Linked DNA regions of Homo sapiens: all the other regions are linked to region 2. Evidence: chromatin loops called from intact Hi-C (ENCODE). Cell type or tissue: A673. All regions are shown on one strand. Links, peaks and the distances in the headings refer to the core of each region. The heading gives the core; the rest is flanking DNA.

What was found. Hi-C counts contacts between places; a loop is a spot of excess contacts. Peaks named below come from ENCODE experiments on the same cell type or tissue, not always from the same donor. Only the 100,000 strongest peaks of a DNase experiment are listed, where the experiment ranks them.
Region 1: a loop joins it to region 2, with 2.7 times the contacts of the local background. A loop is called at or near these places in 16 of 110 quality-filtered maps.
Region 3: a loop joins it to region 2, with 3 times the contacts of the local background. A loop is called at or near these places in 14 of 110 quality-filtered maps.

Annotation. Positions count from the first base shown.
Region 1 is chr15:44,851,015-44,857,002 of GRCh38, reverse strand. It overlaps LOC105370798 (a long non-coding RNA gene), which reads right to left and starts at 2,446. Exons shown (of 2, transcript XR_932185.3): 1 at 2,364-2,446; 2 at 229-340. It also overlaps the pseudogene SORD2P. In A673, for the core only: a CTCF peak has its summit at 3,477 (motif pointing left); a DNase peak (open chromatin) is centred at 3,472; H3K27ac peaks cover 1,465 bases.
Region 2 is chr15:44,907,971-44,913,958 of GRCh38, reverse strand. No RefSeq gene overlaps it. Among named protein-coding and RNA genes, the nearest start is that of TERB2, 46 kb to the left of the region's middle. In A673, for the core only: no CTCF peak of the experiment used is centred there; DNase peaks (open chromatin) are centred at 1,568, 2,618, 3,038, 4,458 and 2 weaker places; H3K4me3 peaks cover 454 bases; H3K27ac peaks cover 5,000 bases.
Region 3 is chr15:44,590,715-44,595,714 of GRCh38, reverse strand. It overlaps SPG11 (SPG11 vesicle trafficking associated, spatacsin), which reads left to right. Exons shown (of 40, transcript NM_025137.4): 26 at 256-456; 27 at 3,277-3,384. Among named protein-coding and RNA genes, the nearest start is that of EIF3J, 56 kb to the right of the region's middle. RefSeq lists an enhancer at 2,537-2,636. In A673, for the core only: a CTCF peak has its summit at 2,552 (motif pointing left); a DNase peak (open chromatin) is centred at 2,534; H3K27ac peaks cover 634 bases.

The DNA of each region.
Region 1 (5,988 bases), core at 487-5,486, 57 kb after region 2:
TATTCAGTTTCAGGTTTACAAGATGTGAAATTCTAGAGATCTGTTGTATAACAATGTGAATATAGACAACAATATTGAATTATACACTTAAAAAGATTTAAGATGGTAGATTTTATGTTATGTATTTTACCACAATATATTTTTATAAAACAATAACTAGAAGAAAAAGAAGACTCCATTTTGAGACATTTAGAATCACAAAACATTATTATATATCAATAGCCCTACCTGGATGTCCCAAGACACCTCAGTCCCAGCATGTCCAAACCTAAGTGTCTCGTAATTCTTGTAGGAATTCAGAAGTCATCCCAGATGCCTCAATTCCCACCTCCTGCGGGATCTGAAAGAAGGAGAGGGATTAGGCAATGGGAAATGGGTGTAGTTGGAGGTGAAATGGGGGTGTGGTGGCCACCAGGTGAGGGGTTTAGGAGTCTCCAGGGTCACTGGTGACTTGATACAGATTTGCATTTCAGCAAGATTGTTATCAGCAGAACAAAGTTGAATGGAGCCAGGAGAGCTTGGGCTGGAGACCAGCTCATTGGACCTTGGGAGGAAATTCTACCTCCTACTTTGACCTCAAGTTTGCCAGGACCAACACGGCTAGAACAAAGCCTCTCATGACAAAATAGCCAATTGGGAAACCTTTGAATTTTCCTCCCACCCTTAAAACACGCTTCAGGCACTCAAGGGAAAGGGAAAATGGAAGAGGAAAGGAAGAAAAACAGGGTCTCTTGCGCCCTGCAGGTGTGCAGGGCAGCCCTCCACAGGCCCACAGGAGGCTTGGCAGCAGGGAGCAGGTGACTGCTGTGCATCTGGGATGAGACTAGCACTTTCCCCACACACTGCTAGCTGTCCCCCACCCGAAGACAGTGGGAGCACATTGCACTCTTTCCACAACTGGCAGAGTCAAGCCTAAAAACTGCTAGAATCCCTTCACTTTCTTCCAAATGCCAGCCTTGTAGAGTGGTCAGATTTTCTTAATGTTGATATGAAAACCATGAGAATACAGTTGTCCTCGGTATCCTGGAGTAGGGGAAGGATTGGCTCCAGGAACCCTTTGTGGATGCCAGAATCCAAGGATTCTCAAGTCCCTTGTATGTAATAAAATGGTCTAGTATTTGCATATAACCTACATGCATCCTCGCATCTACTTTAAATCCCCCTAGATTACCTCTAATACCTAACACAATGTAAATGCTCTGTAAATAATTGTTATACAATATTATTCATTTGCATTATGTTTTATTGTTGTATTGCTGTTTTTTATTTTTTGAATATTTTTGACCTCAGGTTTGGTTGAATCCAGGATGCAGAACACAACTTTTCCACAAAATAATTTAAAATACTTGTCAAAAGATAAAATGACTGCAATTTAATTTAAAAGATTTTCTTTGGCTTTATTTGCAATTCTAGAATTGGGCAACACTTCATTCCATAAAATAGCCTGTGTTCCAGTGAGGTAAACAGAGGAGGTTGGTTTTACAAACAGAAAAGAGCTAAAGAAAGCAGAAACACAAGAAAAAGCAGATTGGTCATTTCGGTTATTTTCCTTGTAAGGTGGGAACAGGGAAATAGAACAACAGAAAAATAACTGATTGGTTAAGATCAGGTTTCTTCAGGTCATTATTTTTTATTTTTTGGTAAGGATTAAAGTAGAGGGAACTTTATTATCATGCTGACTGAAACTGGCCTGTTTGGGATATTTGGCTATTATCTCTCCTGATTTCTCTGAAGGTCATATAAGAACTTAGTTTTGCTTTGATGATGTGGAACTTTAGTATGAGTGGCTCCATTTTGGGTTTTTAATTCTGTTCTCTTGGGGCGCTGTGCAGAAGCAAAACAGTGGCCTCCTGTAATTTCTATTTAACATGCTTTACTCTTATCAAAAGGACAAGATTGTCCAGGGTTGGTTCAACCATAGTGTGAACTAATTATGGAAAAAGAACTTTGATTTTACTTCTTTTGTAATAAGAGTGAACGTATTTACTGAGTCGGCATTCCCTTTCATGATTATCATTATATGAAGGAGGAAATTGGGGCACACAGGGGTTACATAACTACCCTGAGGTCACGCAGCTGGTGGGGGAAGCCTGGGTTGCATGTTGACAGGCAGTTCCAGAGTCTGAGTTCACTGTGCCACTCAGGTTGGCTGGAGGAGGGAAAAGGCATCTTCCTTCCATTTCTGCTTGTGTTGAGGCTGTTGCTACAACCCAAGCAAGACGTGTTGAGGGAATCAACTCAGTTATGCAGGTGGAAGTAGAGGAAAAGGGACCAATGATGACATAGCTAGAAAATATATATTTAGGCTAATGTAAAAAATGTATTTAGGAAAAGCAAGGTAACATTTAGTATGTGAGAGGTACCTGAGATGATTCCATGTCCCCGCAGAGAGTACTTCCTGAAGTATTTCCATGAGTTACTTCAGGAGTGGGCTGGTAGGGCAGCGGGAGGAGCTGAAGGGGATAGAAGGGAGAGTATATATGTGATTCAGATATGTATTTCTGACTTGAAGTGAAATATGCTGGAAAACTCACACAACTATGGTAAAGAAAAATTACTCAATTCCTTTTTACCCTCTTGTACAGTCACTCATTAAAAGATAAGAATTTCGGCCGGGCATGGTGGCTCACACCTGTAATCCCAGCACTTTGGGAGGCAGAGGCAGGCAGATCACTTGAGGCCAGGAGTTCGAGACCAGCCTGGCCAACATGATGAAACCACATCTCTACCAAAAATAGAAAAAAATTAGCCACGCGGCGTGGCACGCACCTGTAATCCCAGCTACTCGGGAGCCTGAGGTGGGAGGATGGGAGGATCACTTGAGTTCAGGAGGTCGAGGCTGCAGTGAGCCGAGATCATGCCACTGCACTCTAGCCTGAGTGCAGCGACATCTGACATCAGGGACTGCTGATGAGTTACAAAAAATAAATAAATAAATAAATAAAATAAAGAAAGAAAGAAATTCCTTTAGGAAACCTTGAATATGATTGAGATGACAAAACCCTTGGGAATGAGAAAAAAAGGAGCTGTGGAGATAAAAGTGAAAGTTCGGGATCTCAGAGGAGCTAAGAAACTTTGGTACATGAGAAATTGGATAAATGGAAGAGTATCTGAGACAGAAAAGGATTAAGCAAACAGAGGATTGTGGCCAACATCATGGCAAGGAAACATGAAAAGCAAGGTTTTGAGCAACCATGCTGCAGTAACTTCCTAAAACATTGTAGTCTCCACAGTGTGCTTAGGGCAATATTTACAAACCTACAGGCTGATGTTAAAATGGTTTTGTGCTCAGGTAGCATGTCTCCTACAGAGACAGGAGGCAGGAGACAAGCCTGAGTTGCAAGGGTAATTAGAATCAGCCAGAAAAAGAATGGAAAAAGAAAGTTGGTGTGCAGGGAGAAGAATTTATTTGAACTTCTCCATCAAGCGTGTTCCGTTATAGGCACAGCACAGGCTGTGGGCACAGCACCCTCTAGTGTCTGGGAGAGTCACTGCAGCTTTGCTGTGTGGTAGGAGCACAGTTGTTCAGCTCCGTTAACTTGAACAAATATTTACAGTAGTGTTCTCTCTAGTGACCCAGGGCCTACTTGGTGTGCATGACTGTTGTTCTAAGCTTTAGTCTTACCACCTCTCCACCTTGAAATGGGGCGTTCAGGTCTGGCCTGGCTGGAGGCAAGGCTATGAATTGTATGCTGTGGAACTGTCTTTCAGTGTCTGTGAATTTGCCTACTAGTGCCTTTAGCAGGGAAGGTGGGGTGCTCTCCCATGTTTGAAATAAAGGCCTTAGTCTTTAGTTTCAATTTAACCTGCAGTTCAACATTTCACGCAGTATAATGCAGCCATAAAAAAGAATGAGATCATGTCTTTTTCAGGGACATGGATGAAGCTGGAAGCCATCCTTCTCAGCAAACTAACACAGAAACAGAAAACCAAATACCACATGTTCTCACTCATAAGTGGGAGTTGAACAATGAGAACACACGGGCACAGGGAGGGTAACATCACACACTGAGGCCTGTCGGGGGGTGCGGGGCAAGGGGAGGGAGGGCATTAGGACAAATACCTAATGCATGTGGGGCTTCAAACCTAGGTGATGGGTTAATAGGTGCAGCAAACCAGCATGGCACATGTATACTTATGTAACAAACCTCAGGTTCTGCACATGTATCCCAGAACTTAAAGTAAAAAAAACAAAAAAAAATCCACTTGGTATAACAGAAGGATCGCTTTACACAGCGGTCACTGATGTCTGATGTGGGACCAGCAACAACTTTAAGGAAGGTTTTGGTGACAATCAGCTATCATAAGGTGGCTATTTCTAGACTGATTACCTCCCTCCCTCCCATCCTCCCTTCCTTCCTTCCCTCCTTCCTTCCTTCCTTCCGATGTAGCCAGTCTAAATTATCAAGAGATAAAAAAAAACTCCCTTAAGCCCTTTTGCCCCCATCAGGCTGCTTTGGATGCAGCTCCACCGTTTACTGCCTTAGTGTTACCATGGGTGGGTTCCTCAGTCTCATCATATGAAAAAGGGACAATAGTAGGATGTACCATGTAGGGTTTCTGTGAGTATTAAATGAGGTAATGCCTGTAAAGCACACCGTACCTGACATAAAGAAGCCATTGAGCAATATCAGCTAGGCAGCAATAACATTAAAGCTTTGAGCTTTGTTTCATGGGAGAAGAGGTTCAAATTAGCACTGAGCCTCTTCAACAGAAAGGGCTGGTAACTTGACATAAGTGAAAACCTCTGACCTTCCTTGGAAACACTAGTTTGGATAGTGGTTATTTAACAAGTACAAACACTTGAGTTTGGGGCCAAGCAGTGTACCTGGTGCTAAAGAGATGGAAGGCGTGGTCTTTGGCTTCAAGGTGTTTATTATCTTGTTAGGAAAAAATAAAAAGCCACTGATCACTAAGCACGGTGATAGTACCGAGCAGCATTTGTCCTTTGGTGTTGTTTAGTGCGGTGGGGCTGCCTATGAAAGTAGCTAGTTAGGCCCTTTTGGAAGGAGGTAAGCTTTGAACAGTGCCTCCTCCCAGAGTTTTCTTCATGGGGCTCAGCTCTGACATTCTCATCACTTGTTTGGCAGCTCTTTGCACCACCCCTGAAGGAGAAAAGTCATATTCCACCTTGGGGCTACAGTAGGGTACAGTGGAAGCAGGCTTCATCCACTCTCTGGTAGCATGACCTTGACCAAGTTATTTAACTTCCCAGCTTCGAGTTTCTCATTTCCAAACTAAGTGGTATGGTGAGGATAGAGTCTAGCCCACTGTCTGGCACATGACAGGTGCTGTGAACATTTCCATCTCTCTCTGTCTCTCTTTTTTTTTTTTTTTTTTTTTTTTTTTTTGAGACAGAGTCTCACCCTGTCACCCAGGCTGAAGTGCAGTGGCACAATCTGGGCTCACTGCTACCTCCATCTCCCGGGTTCAAGCAATTCTCCTGCCTCAGCCTGCTGAGTAGCTGAGACTACAAGCACGTGCCACCACGCCCGGCTAATTTTTGTATTTTTGGTAGAGATGGGTGTCACCATGTTGGCCAGGCTGGTCTCAAACTCCTGACCTCAAGTGATCTGCCCGCATCAGCCTCCCAAAGTGCTGGGATTACAGGCATGAGCCACTGCGCCTGGGTACATCTCTTTTCTTGATTACCTTCAAAGAATAAAATGAACACTTGGATTGATTTGGCCACTCAGTGGCCTTCCTTGTCACTAGGACTTTCCTAGCCTGTTGACAATGAGGAAAGAAGGCTTAGTAAACCAACACTACTACAACTACTGCTGCTACTGCTACTACTACTAGCTGTGAACACCAGAATAGCTCAGATTACTTTTGAACCTGTGAGAGGGGCCAAAATGCAGGTCTTATGTGTTCCCAAGGGGCCCCTCAAATGCCACATGGGAAGTTTAGGAAAAGAGGACCAGGTATCAGTCTTTGTGCCGATGTAAAGGAAAGAGGTTGGCAGCACAGACACTTTCTCCTACCTGT
Region 2 (5,988 bases), core at 396-5,395:
TCTCTGACTTGAAACATAATGGAGAAAAACATTTTAATAATTCATATATCATGTTGGATGGTTTCTGATAATATTTCTTTTTTTTTCTTTTTTATTTTTATTATACTTTAAGTTTTAGGGTACCTGTGCACAACGTGCAGGTTTCAAAAGTGACTTAACATAAACAGACTATGAGTGTTATGTCTTGTTAGATGAACCTGCAAGTCACCTTAGAATCACAGTTTTAGAAAGGAACTTAAAGAACGAGTCCCGTTCACTTATTGTTTTTAATGAGGAAATAAGGACCTTGAGAAGATGTCTTACTTAGGGGGACTAACTGGGGGCCAAAACAGAATTGGAACACAACCATCTTGATTTTCTAGGCAAGTACCTCCCCACTCTCCCAAATAGCAAATTCTGTAGCTTATGTGCCAGGCACAATACAACTGCAGATCCGCAAAGCAGACCCAGAAACAAGCCAACATGCTTGCCTTTTAAATAAGCTGAAATAGTGAGGGAGAAGAAAAGGAAAAATCAGTTAGGCAGACCACTAAGGCTAGTCCTCTGAGAAAGAGCCTGAAAAAATCACAGCTACAGGCATAAATAGAGTAGCCTGGGGAAAAACCAAATGGCAGCTGCACTGATAAGAAAGCAAGGCCCAGCATAGAGCCTTTGTTCTTTGTGTGATTAGCAGGCTCTCAGGAAAAAATTTCCTCCCCTTTTCAGGCATTTATGTGGTGAGCTCCGTGGGAACTTGCACACGGAGGTGGGGAGCTTACCTAAAACAGACCCACAGTTACACAAACAAGAGAAGCTGCACTTTGTGTTTACCCAAGACATACACAGATAAGGAGAGTTACATACACAGCTTCATAGATAAGGGAAGTTACACAAACAGCTACAGAGTTGAGGGGAGTTTCACATAAAAGCTTTTGGATTCAACTGTAAAAACAGCAGCCCACTCGGGTCCCTTCTCCACTGTGGAGAGCTTTCTTTCTTTTGCTTATAAAAGTTTTGCTCCAACCTCACCCTTGTGTCCAGGCTCCTTAATTTTCTTGGTTGTGAGACAATGAGCTCAGATAACACCTCAGACTACAAGACCATTGACCCTAGACAGTTTCATTAGTATTGAGTTGTAGTGATTTCAAGAAGGCAGTTTGTTATCTTTATTCATATGGCCATGCTATATAGAGTCTGACTGGTTTATTACATTTTTGTGACTTATAAATGACAGTGTTATTTGTGAAGCTATCATCTTAGAACTGTACTTCTTCCAAGCAAGTGAATACCAGCTATAGAATTATCTAAAGAAAATGCACACTTTTTTAGTGCTTGGACCATTTAGGTATATGTGGGCCCTGGCCCTGGCCCTTCTCCCATGACATAAATTTCATAAGACAAAATTTTAACACTACTTTTGGCATCAGCATTTGAGAATTTATATTTTTTCCATATGATAACTTTTCCTTATTTATATTCACATCTGTGGTTAAGCCCTTCAGATCTTGTAAATTACACAAAAAAACAGAAAAGACAAAAACCTTAAATCTTAATTATCTTTCCCTGAAACGCATTTCTCCTGAATACTTTATTGTAGTTACATACCATTGACTGTTTCTTGTATAGAAACCAAGCCTGTCTGTAGATCTTAAATTAATGACTAAGAGGATTAAGTAAATGTACACCAAGTTGTGTATGTTGGAATTTCTTGAAAGAGAGTATCCAGTATTTTTCTGATATATTATGCATGTGTAAATTTAAAATTATAATGAAACACTTTTTTTGGTTTGTTTCCCAAAGTGATTGTATCTTTCAATGTATATAGTAAAGCAAAATGTAACCTATATCTTTGAAATATTGTCAGACACAATAAAATCAGTGATAACATAAGCCTTCCAGGAATTAGAAGCATATGAAAAAATAAAATAAGCAAAGTTGAACTATTTTAAGTTTATTGTTTTAATGGGAAGTGAAAAGCAATATGATCTTAATTATTGCTCATGTAACCGTTTTTTAAAACTTGCTTTAATGTAGCTGATGGATAATGCCTCTGACTATCCTTATTAAAAGTGTTCTCTGGCCAGGCATAGTGGCTCATACCTGTAATCCCAGCACTTTGGGAGGCTAAGGTGAGTGGATCACGAAGTCAGGAGATTGAGACCATCCTGGCCAACAAGGTGAAACCCAGTCTCTACTAAAAATACAAAAATTAGCTGGTCGTGGCGGCAAATGCCTATAATCCCAGCTACTCGGGAGGCTGAGGCCAGAGAATCCTTTGAACCTGGGAGGCAGAGGTTGCAGTGAGCCGAGATCGTGCCACTGAACTCCAGCCTGGAGACAGAGGGAAACTCCGTCTCAAAAAAAGAAAAAAAAAAGAAAAAAATGTTCTCCTCACTTTAGAACTTTTATTTCTCCATCCTTTTGAAAGCATGTCTTCTCTGATGCTTTCAAGTATTAAGCATAGTCATTTCCTAAACTGTTTAATTTAGTGTGTAGTTCATCTTAGTTATTTCATCCTTTGTGACTAGATTTTTTTTCTAGCTTTTGGTAGTGTTTTCTGTAATTAGATACATTATGAGTCATTGGCCAAGTCTGCCAGTTAATTTCTGAATGTCTGTTTCTCTTTTTTCCATAATGATATAGAACCCCTAATTTCCTTCCTTCCTTCCTTCCTTCCTTCCTTCCTTCCTTCCTTCCTTCCTTCCTTCCTTCCTCTCTCTTCTTTTCCTTTTCTTTTCTTTCTTGTTTCACCAGGCTGGAGTGCAGTGGTGCAATCACCTTGAACTCCTGGATTCAAGCAGTCCTCCCACCTCAGCCTCTCAAGTAGCTAGGACTATAGGCATATACCACTACACCTGGCTAATTTTTAAATATTTTTCTAGAAACAGGGTCTCACTATATTGCCTATAGGCTGGTCTCAAACACCTGGGCTCAGGCAATCCTCCTGTCTCAGCCTCCTAAAGTGCTGGGATTATGGGCATGAGCTACCACACCTGGCCCCAGAACCCCTAATTTCTATCTAAGCACATGCTACCAAGAATAAAGAATATATTCTCAGTTCCACTTGAAATTAAGTATGGCTGTCACAGTGGTTTAGCCAATGGATATACAGAAGAAATGGAATCCGGGAACTTTTCTTAAAGGCCTTGGCACATACTCTTTGTCTCCCTTTCCTTCCACTCCCATTCTTTCTGTGTTCTTTCAGCCTGTTACTTAGAGGATGTGGTAGTTACCATTTCAGTCCATAAGAGCAAGAACCATACCCTAGGGTTGGCAAAGCAGTGGACTGAAAAGAGCCTGAGATCCTGAGGATATTGTGTAGAAATCTGCCATCCCAGCCTTGGGCTGCCTACCTCTAGACTTATGTGACAGACAAACAAACTTCTGTTTTGTTTAAGTCACTATATTTTTGTCTATTATTGCCAAACCAATTATAATTGAGGTTTAAGGGCAAGCTGTTGACCTTGGTCTATGGGTGAGAATTGTGTGGAAGATACCATTTATTTACATCTGTAAAGTATTGACAGATTTGTAACCTTAAAGTGAGGTAGGTGACTTTAGTGACATCACATATTTATTAGATTTATAGCAGCTTTAGTAAAAAGTTCTTTGTAATGGCGTGCTTGGTTACACTATTATTTAGCAGAGTGAAAAACTGAAATTAACCTCAATGTTTAATAATGAATAGATAGAATGGCATCTTAAATCATATTGCTATTCCAGTTTAATGGAATAGCCATTTTTCCTTTAACTGCTTTATTAAGATATAATTCATAGACCTTACAATTCACTCATATAAAGTGTACAATTCAATGGTTTTTAGAGCATTTACAGAGTTGTACAATCATCGCCACAGTCTGATTTTAGAACATTCTCATCATTCCCAAAAGAACATTTTAGAACATTTCCATCATCCCCTTGACCATTAGCAGTTACTCCCCATGCCCCCAACACACACCCCAGCCCTAGGCAACCATGAATCTACTTTCTATTTATATATATTTTCCTATTCTGGACATTTTATATGAATGGAATCATACAATATATGCTGTTTTGTGACTAGCTTCTTTCACTTAGCATAATGTATTCCAGGTTCATTTATGTTAAAGCATGTATCAGTACTTCATTACTTTTTATTGCTAAGTATAATAATATTCCATTGTATGGATATACTACATTGTATTTACCTATTCATCAACTGATGGACATTTAAGTCTTTCCACTTTTTATCTACTATGAATAATGCTGCTATGAACATTTCATTTTTATGTGGATATATGTTTTTTTTTCTATTGCGTATATATCTAAGAGTGGAATTGCTGGGTCATCTAATAACTATGTTTAACGTTTTGAGGAAGTGCCAACTGTTTTTCAAAGTAGCTACACCATTTTCATACCCACCAGCAATGAATAAGGGTTCTAATTTCTTCACATCCTCAACAACATTTATCTGTCTTTTTAAATATAGCCATCCTAGTGGGTGTTAAGTGGTCTCTTGTGATTTGCATTTCTCTAATGGCTAATAATATGGAACATCTTTTCATGTGCTTATTGGCTATCTCTCCCTCTTTTTTTTTTTTTTTTTTTTTTTGAGATGGGTTCTCACTCTATCACCTAGGCTGGAATGCAGTGACATGATCTTGGCTCATGGAAACCTCCACCTCCTGGGCTCAACCAATCCTCCTGGCTCAGCCTCCTGAGTAGCTGGGACTACAGGCAAGGCCACCATGCTTGGCTAATTTTTTTTTTTGTAGAGACAGGGTTTTGCCATGTCACCCAGGCTGGTCTTGAACTCCTGGACTCAAGTGATCCACCCATCTCAGCTGCCCAAAGTGTTGGGATTGCAGGCGTTAGCCACAGTGCCCAGCCTGGCTATTTTTTGTATCTTCTTTGGAGATAAAAAAGAAGCCAATAAAAGAAGATATTGAATATACTTCAATATCTTCTGAAGAATATTGAATAGAAAGAATAGAATATCTTTCTATTCACCTCCTTTGCCATTTTTAATCTGGGTTAATTGTCTTTTTGTTAATGAATTATAAGAGTTCTTTATATATTCTGGATACAAGTACTTTATCATATATATGATTTGCAAATATTTTCTCCTATTCATGGATTTTTTTTTTTTTGCTTTCTTGATGACATTGTTTGCAACACACAGTTTTTAATTTTGATGAAGTCCAATTTATCTATACTTTCTTTTGTTGATTGTGCCTTTGGTTTGTACCTAAGAAACCATTGCCCAACCTAAGATCATGAAGATTTACTCCTACATTCTAAGAGTTTTACAGTTTTAATTTTTACATTTAGGTCTATGATTTGAGTTAGTATAGTTTGAGGTAGGAGTCCAGATTCATTCTTTGGCATGTGGATATTCAGTTGTTCCAGCACCATTTGTTGAAATGACTATTTTTTCCTTCATTGACTTGTCTTAGCAGAAATAACCATCTTTAAGTTTATTTTTCTGACTATGTGTGATGTGTTCTTATAAAAAATTAAACACCATATAAATAAAAAAAAGAAAAAGGCCCTTAAAATACCACCTCCAGGCCAGGTGTGGTGGCTCATGCCTGTAATCCTAGCACTTTGAGAAGCCATGGCAGAATAGCTTGAGTCCAGGAGTTTGAGACCAGCCCGGGCAACATGGCAAAACCTTGTCTGTACGAAAAATACAAAACATTAGCTGAATGTGCCTGTTGTAGTCTCAGCTACCCAGGAGGCTGAAGTAGGGGGATCACCTGAGCCCAGGAGTTCAAGGCTGCAGTGAGCTGTGATCACACCACTGTACGCCTGGATGACAGAGTAAGACACTGTCTCAAAAAACAAACAAACAAACAAAACCACCTTCAAAGATAATTGTTAATATTATAAATGAGTGGTCTGGAATAATAGATCTCTAAGGGACCTTCCAGATCTGTGAGTCTATAAAATTTTACTAGGCACAAATAATTCCCAGAAATAACTATTTAGCAGAAAATTCTATTTGCATGAGTGATTCCCTGAAGTACT
Region 3 (5,000 bases), core at 1-5,000, 320 kb after region 2:
TGATTAGTACTTCCCTGACTTTTGCATATACCCCCTTCTGTCTGCTTCTTGGTCTTGTGACCTGCAACACTCTGCAGGACAGTTTAGAACAGTCCCTTGGTTGCTCATTAGTTTGTTTCATGTTTGAAGGCTTTTCAAGCCATTTTAACTAATTAAGTTGGGTGACTTATTCTAAACAGGAAATATCCATCTGTAGTATTTGTACATTTGCCAGGTAATCCAGGCCTAGTTGTTATTTTATTTATCCCGTGGCAGGGTGCCAGTGCCATTTCTTGTCTCTGTGTTTGGATCATCACTTCTGTGGAGGACAATGTTGCAACTGAAGCAATGGGACACATTCAGGACTCAACAGAGGACCATACCTGGAACCTTGAGGATCTTTCAGTCATCTGGAGAACATTATTAACAAGACAAAAGAGCAAAACTCTCATCAGAGGTTTCCAGCTTTTCTTTAAGGTAGTGATAGTTGCTTCACTTCTTTCCAGAGCTTAAGAGATTACTTCAGCATATCCCTTCTTGGCTTTTTCTTATTTCCATCCCTGGATTTTTTTTTAGCCAACAACAGATAATGATGATAATATTAGAAGTACCACTTACTGGCCAGGCGCAGTGGCTCACGCCTGTAATCCCAGCACTTTGGGAGGCTGAGGCGGGTGGATCACTTGAGGTCAGGAGTTTGAGACCAGCCTGTTCAACATGGTGAAACCCTGTCTCTACTAAAAATACAAAAATTAGCCAGGCATGGTGGCGTGGGCCTGTAATCCCAGCTACTCAGGAGGCTGAGGCAGGATAATTGCTTGAACCTGGGAGGTGGAGGTTGCAGTGAGCCGAGATCGTGCCACTGCACTCCAGCCTGGATGACAGGGCAAGACTGTCTCAAAAACAACAACAACAACAAAAGTACCATTTACTTAGCAAAGTCGTATTTATTTTATTTTGTTTTTTGAGACAGGGTCCTACTCTGTCATCCAGGTTGTAAGGTTGTAGTTCAGTGTCATAATAAGGCTCACTCCAGCCTCAACCTCCAAGGCTCAGGTGATCCTCCCAACTCAGCCTCCCAGATGGCTAGGAAAACAGGCACACACCACCATGCCTGGCTTTTTTTTTTTTTTTTTTTTCGCATTTTTAATAGAGACAGGGTTTTGCCATGTTGACCAGGCTAGGCTAGTCTTGAACTCTTGGGCTCAGTGATCCTCCTGCCTCATCTTCCCAGAGCACTGGGATTACAGGCATCAGTCACCACACCTGGCCCAGGGTGGTTTTTTGTTTTTTGTTTTTGTTTTTGTTTTGAGACAGAGTCTCGCTCTGTCACTCAGGCTGGAGTGCAGTGGCACGATCTCGGCTCACTGCAACCTCCGCCTCCCGAGTTCAAGCAATTCTCCTGCCTCAGCCTCCCGAGTAGCTTGGACTACAGGCGCGTGCCACCACGCCCAGCTAATTTTTTGTATTTTTAGTAGAGACGGGGTTTCACCATGTTGGCCAGGCTGGTCTCAATCTCCTGACCTCGTGATCCTCCCACCTCGGCCTCCCAAAGCGCTGGGATTTACAGGCGTGAGCCACCGCTCCAAGCCTCAGGGTGCTTTTTATACATTATTTTAGTGAGTTTTCACAATAATCCTATGTGAAAATAATATTAGATATTATGGGCCAGGCACGGTGGCTCACACCTGTAATCCCAGCACTTTGGGAGGCTGAGACGGGCGGATCATTTGAGGCCAGGAATTTGTGATGAGCCTGGCCAACATGGCAAAACCCCGTCTCTACTAAAAATACAAAAAAAAAAAAGAAAAGAAAAAAGCCGGGCGTGGCAGGATGCACCTGTAAACCCAGCTGCTTGGGAAGCTGAGGCACGAGAATCACTTGAACCCGCAAGGTGGAAGTTGCAGTGAGCCAAGATCACACCACTGCACTGCAGCCTGGGTGACAGAGCAAGACCGTGTCTCAAAAAAAAAAAAAAAAAGATATTATGAAGTGATGTTGCTCTCATTTGACAGACTAATAAATCAAGGCTCACAAAACTTAAGTAACTTATCCAAGGTCTCAAAATACTTCAGTAAGTGGTGTATTTACAGTTCAGAGCCATACTTTCTAATTCAGAACTCCTATTATCTGACTGAGCGACTCCCACTGACAACAATAAAATGTATGAATCAGTGCCACAGGCAACAGTAGGTAAGGTGGATCAGTAGAGCAGATTATCCAGGTGTGTGTGTTTAAAATGTTATGCCTGGGCATGCTAGCGCACACTTGTAATGCCAGCCCTTTGGGAAGCCTAGGCGGATGGATCACTTGAGTCCAAGAGTTCAAGACCAGCCTGGCAACACAGTGAACCCCGTCTCTACAAAAAATACAAAAACTAGTTGGGCACGGTGGCACGCACCTCTAGTCCCAGCTACTCTAGAAGCTGAGGTGGGAGGATCACCTGAGGTCAAGGCTGTAGTGAGTGAGCTGTGATCATGCCACTGCACTCCAGCCTGGGCGACAGAATGAGGCTATGTCTCAAAAAAAATAATAAAAAATAATAATAAAGGTGTCATAGCACCATCTAGTGGAATGCTTCCTGCCTGTGTGCAATAGGCCAAGTATAGAGTAGACAGAAAATTGATTGTTGAGTAGGTATAACTGGACTGAGTATCATTTTTCCAAAAGGAAAAGAAATTATATTTAACTTTAACGTACATGATTTAATCTGTGAAGCTATTGCTAATAGCATTTCTTTTTTTTTTTTTTGAGGCAGAGTCTTGCTCTGTTGCCCAGGCTGGAGTGCAGTGATGTGATCATAGCTACAGCTACAACCTCTAGGTCTCAAGTGATCCTCCCTCAACTTCCCGAGTAGCTGGGACTATAGGCACATGCCACCACACTTGGCTAATGTTATTTATTTATTTATTTATTGAGACAGAGTCTCACTCTGTCGCCCAGGATGGAATGCAGTGGCACAGTCTTGGCTCATTGCAACCTCCACCTCCCAGGTTCAAGTGATTCTCATGCCTCAGCCTCTGGAGTAGCTGTGATTGCAGGCATGCACCACCATGCCTGGCTACTTTTTTATATTTTAAGTAGAGATGGGGTTTCATCATGTTGGCCAGGGTGGTCTCGAACTCCTGGCCTTAGGTGATCCCACTGGCTCGGCTTCCCAAAGTGCTGGCATTACAGGCATGAGCCACTGTGCCCTGCCTTATTAATAGCATTTTTAACATTCTCTTATTTGGCATTATTCATTGAAAAAATATTAAGTTCAAAATTTTGTAATTTTTTTCAAACTCTTTGTCAAAGGATTCCCCGTTACTACTGGTGATGGAGATGTATGAACTGTGTATGTTCTTCAGGAATTATAAAGAAGCTGAAGCTAAACTTCTGGAGTTTCAGAAGAGCCTTGAAACGGTAAGTTGGAATTATGGTGCTCTTTCTCACTGATCTGCACTTGGTTGGCATGCATGGACTTTTTTGTTTTTGTTTAAAGACTTGGTGTCTCACTCGGTTACTCAGGCACAGTGTTACGATCACAGCTCACTACAGCCTTGAACTCCTGGGCTCAAGGGATCCTCCTGCCTCAGCCTCCCAAGTAGCGTGGCTAATTTTTAATCTTTTTTTTTTTTTTTTTGAGACAGTGTCTGGCTCTGTCGCCCAGGCTGGAGTGCGGTGGCATGATCTCCGCTCACTGTAACCTCCACCTCCCAGGTTCAAGCGATTCTCCTGCCTCAGCCTCCAGAGTAGCTGGGATTACAGGTGCCCACCACCACACCCAGCTAACGTTTTGTATTTTTAGTAGAGACAGGGTTTCACCATGTTGGTCAGGCTGGTCTTGAACTCCTGACCTCAAGTGATCCACCCACTTCAGCCTCCTGAAGTGCTGGGATTACAGGCGTAAGCCACTGCACCCGATCATTTTTAATATTTTTTTTATAGAGAAGAAGTCTTGCTTTGTTGCCCAGGCTGGTTTGGAACTCCTTGCCTCAAGCAGTCCTCCTGCCTCGGCCTCTCAAAGTGTTGGGATGACAGGCATGAGCCACCATGTCCGGCCACACTGGTCTTCACTGTAATGAAGATTTGAAAGTTATATATTTGAAAATACCAAATCAGTTATTTGAATATGCCTAGGATTCTAAAACCACAGAAAATAGGCACATTAATTTCCTTAGCCTATTACTCCCTATGGCCAGTTGGCTACCTCCCAGGTATCTTCTTATTCTTGCCTGACCAGCTTAACCAGTTCCATCATCTGTTCACATTTGTTCCTCTTCTTAGAGCAACAGAGTTAGGTATACAAGTAATTAAATAAAGACTAAGCACTAATGCCCTAATCCCAGCTAATTTTAACAAGGACACTCAGGAGGATAAAGAATCAAGAAGAGAAATATTTTTTAAAAAAGAATAGAAGTATTATATAACTTTTGTTCTTCTAAACATCAAAATCCAGTCAGAATGGTTATAGAAAACATTCAGGAACAGTGTCTAAGCAGGAATAGTAGCAATTTAGTGAGCTGACTACCAGTGTTCTTTCTCATAATAATTCCCTTAAACAACTTTGCATTAAGGGAGATGCTGCAAAAGCAAAATGATCTTTTTACTTAGAGTAGGTAAGTCCTATTGGAATTTAAGAGAAGAGGATGAGAAATGGACAGGGAGGACCACATAGGGCATAGGAAAGACAGTAGAGAAGGAAATTCATTCCAAATAGAGGTAAGAAGATAGCAGTAATGTGACACATGATTTTATAAACCATTCCTTAATTTAAGATCTTGGCAGTCTTGAGAATTCCATTGAAGGGAATATTGTCTTCTAAAACCTACGTCACAGCCAAAAAGCCCTGCATGTTAAACTTACCTTCAGAATGACTTTTATGGTGTGTTCAGAAGTATACAGGAAGTATTCAGCCAAGACTAGGGCCTAACTCAGCACTAGGCACAGAGGTACTGAATTATAAGTTTTTGGTGCCTATTAACATATACGTGTTTTGAAACCCGGCAGTTAAGTTTCTATTCCACCAAAACGCCCAG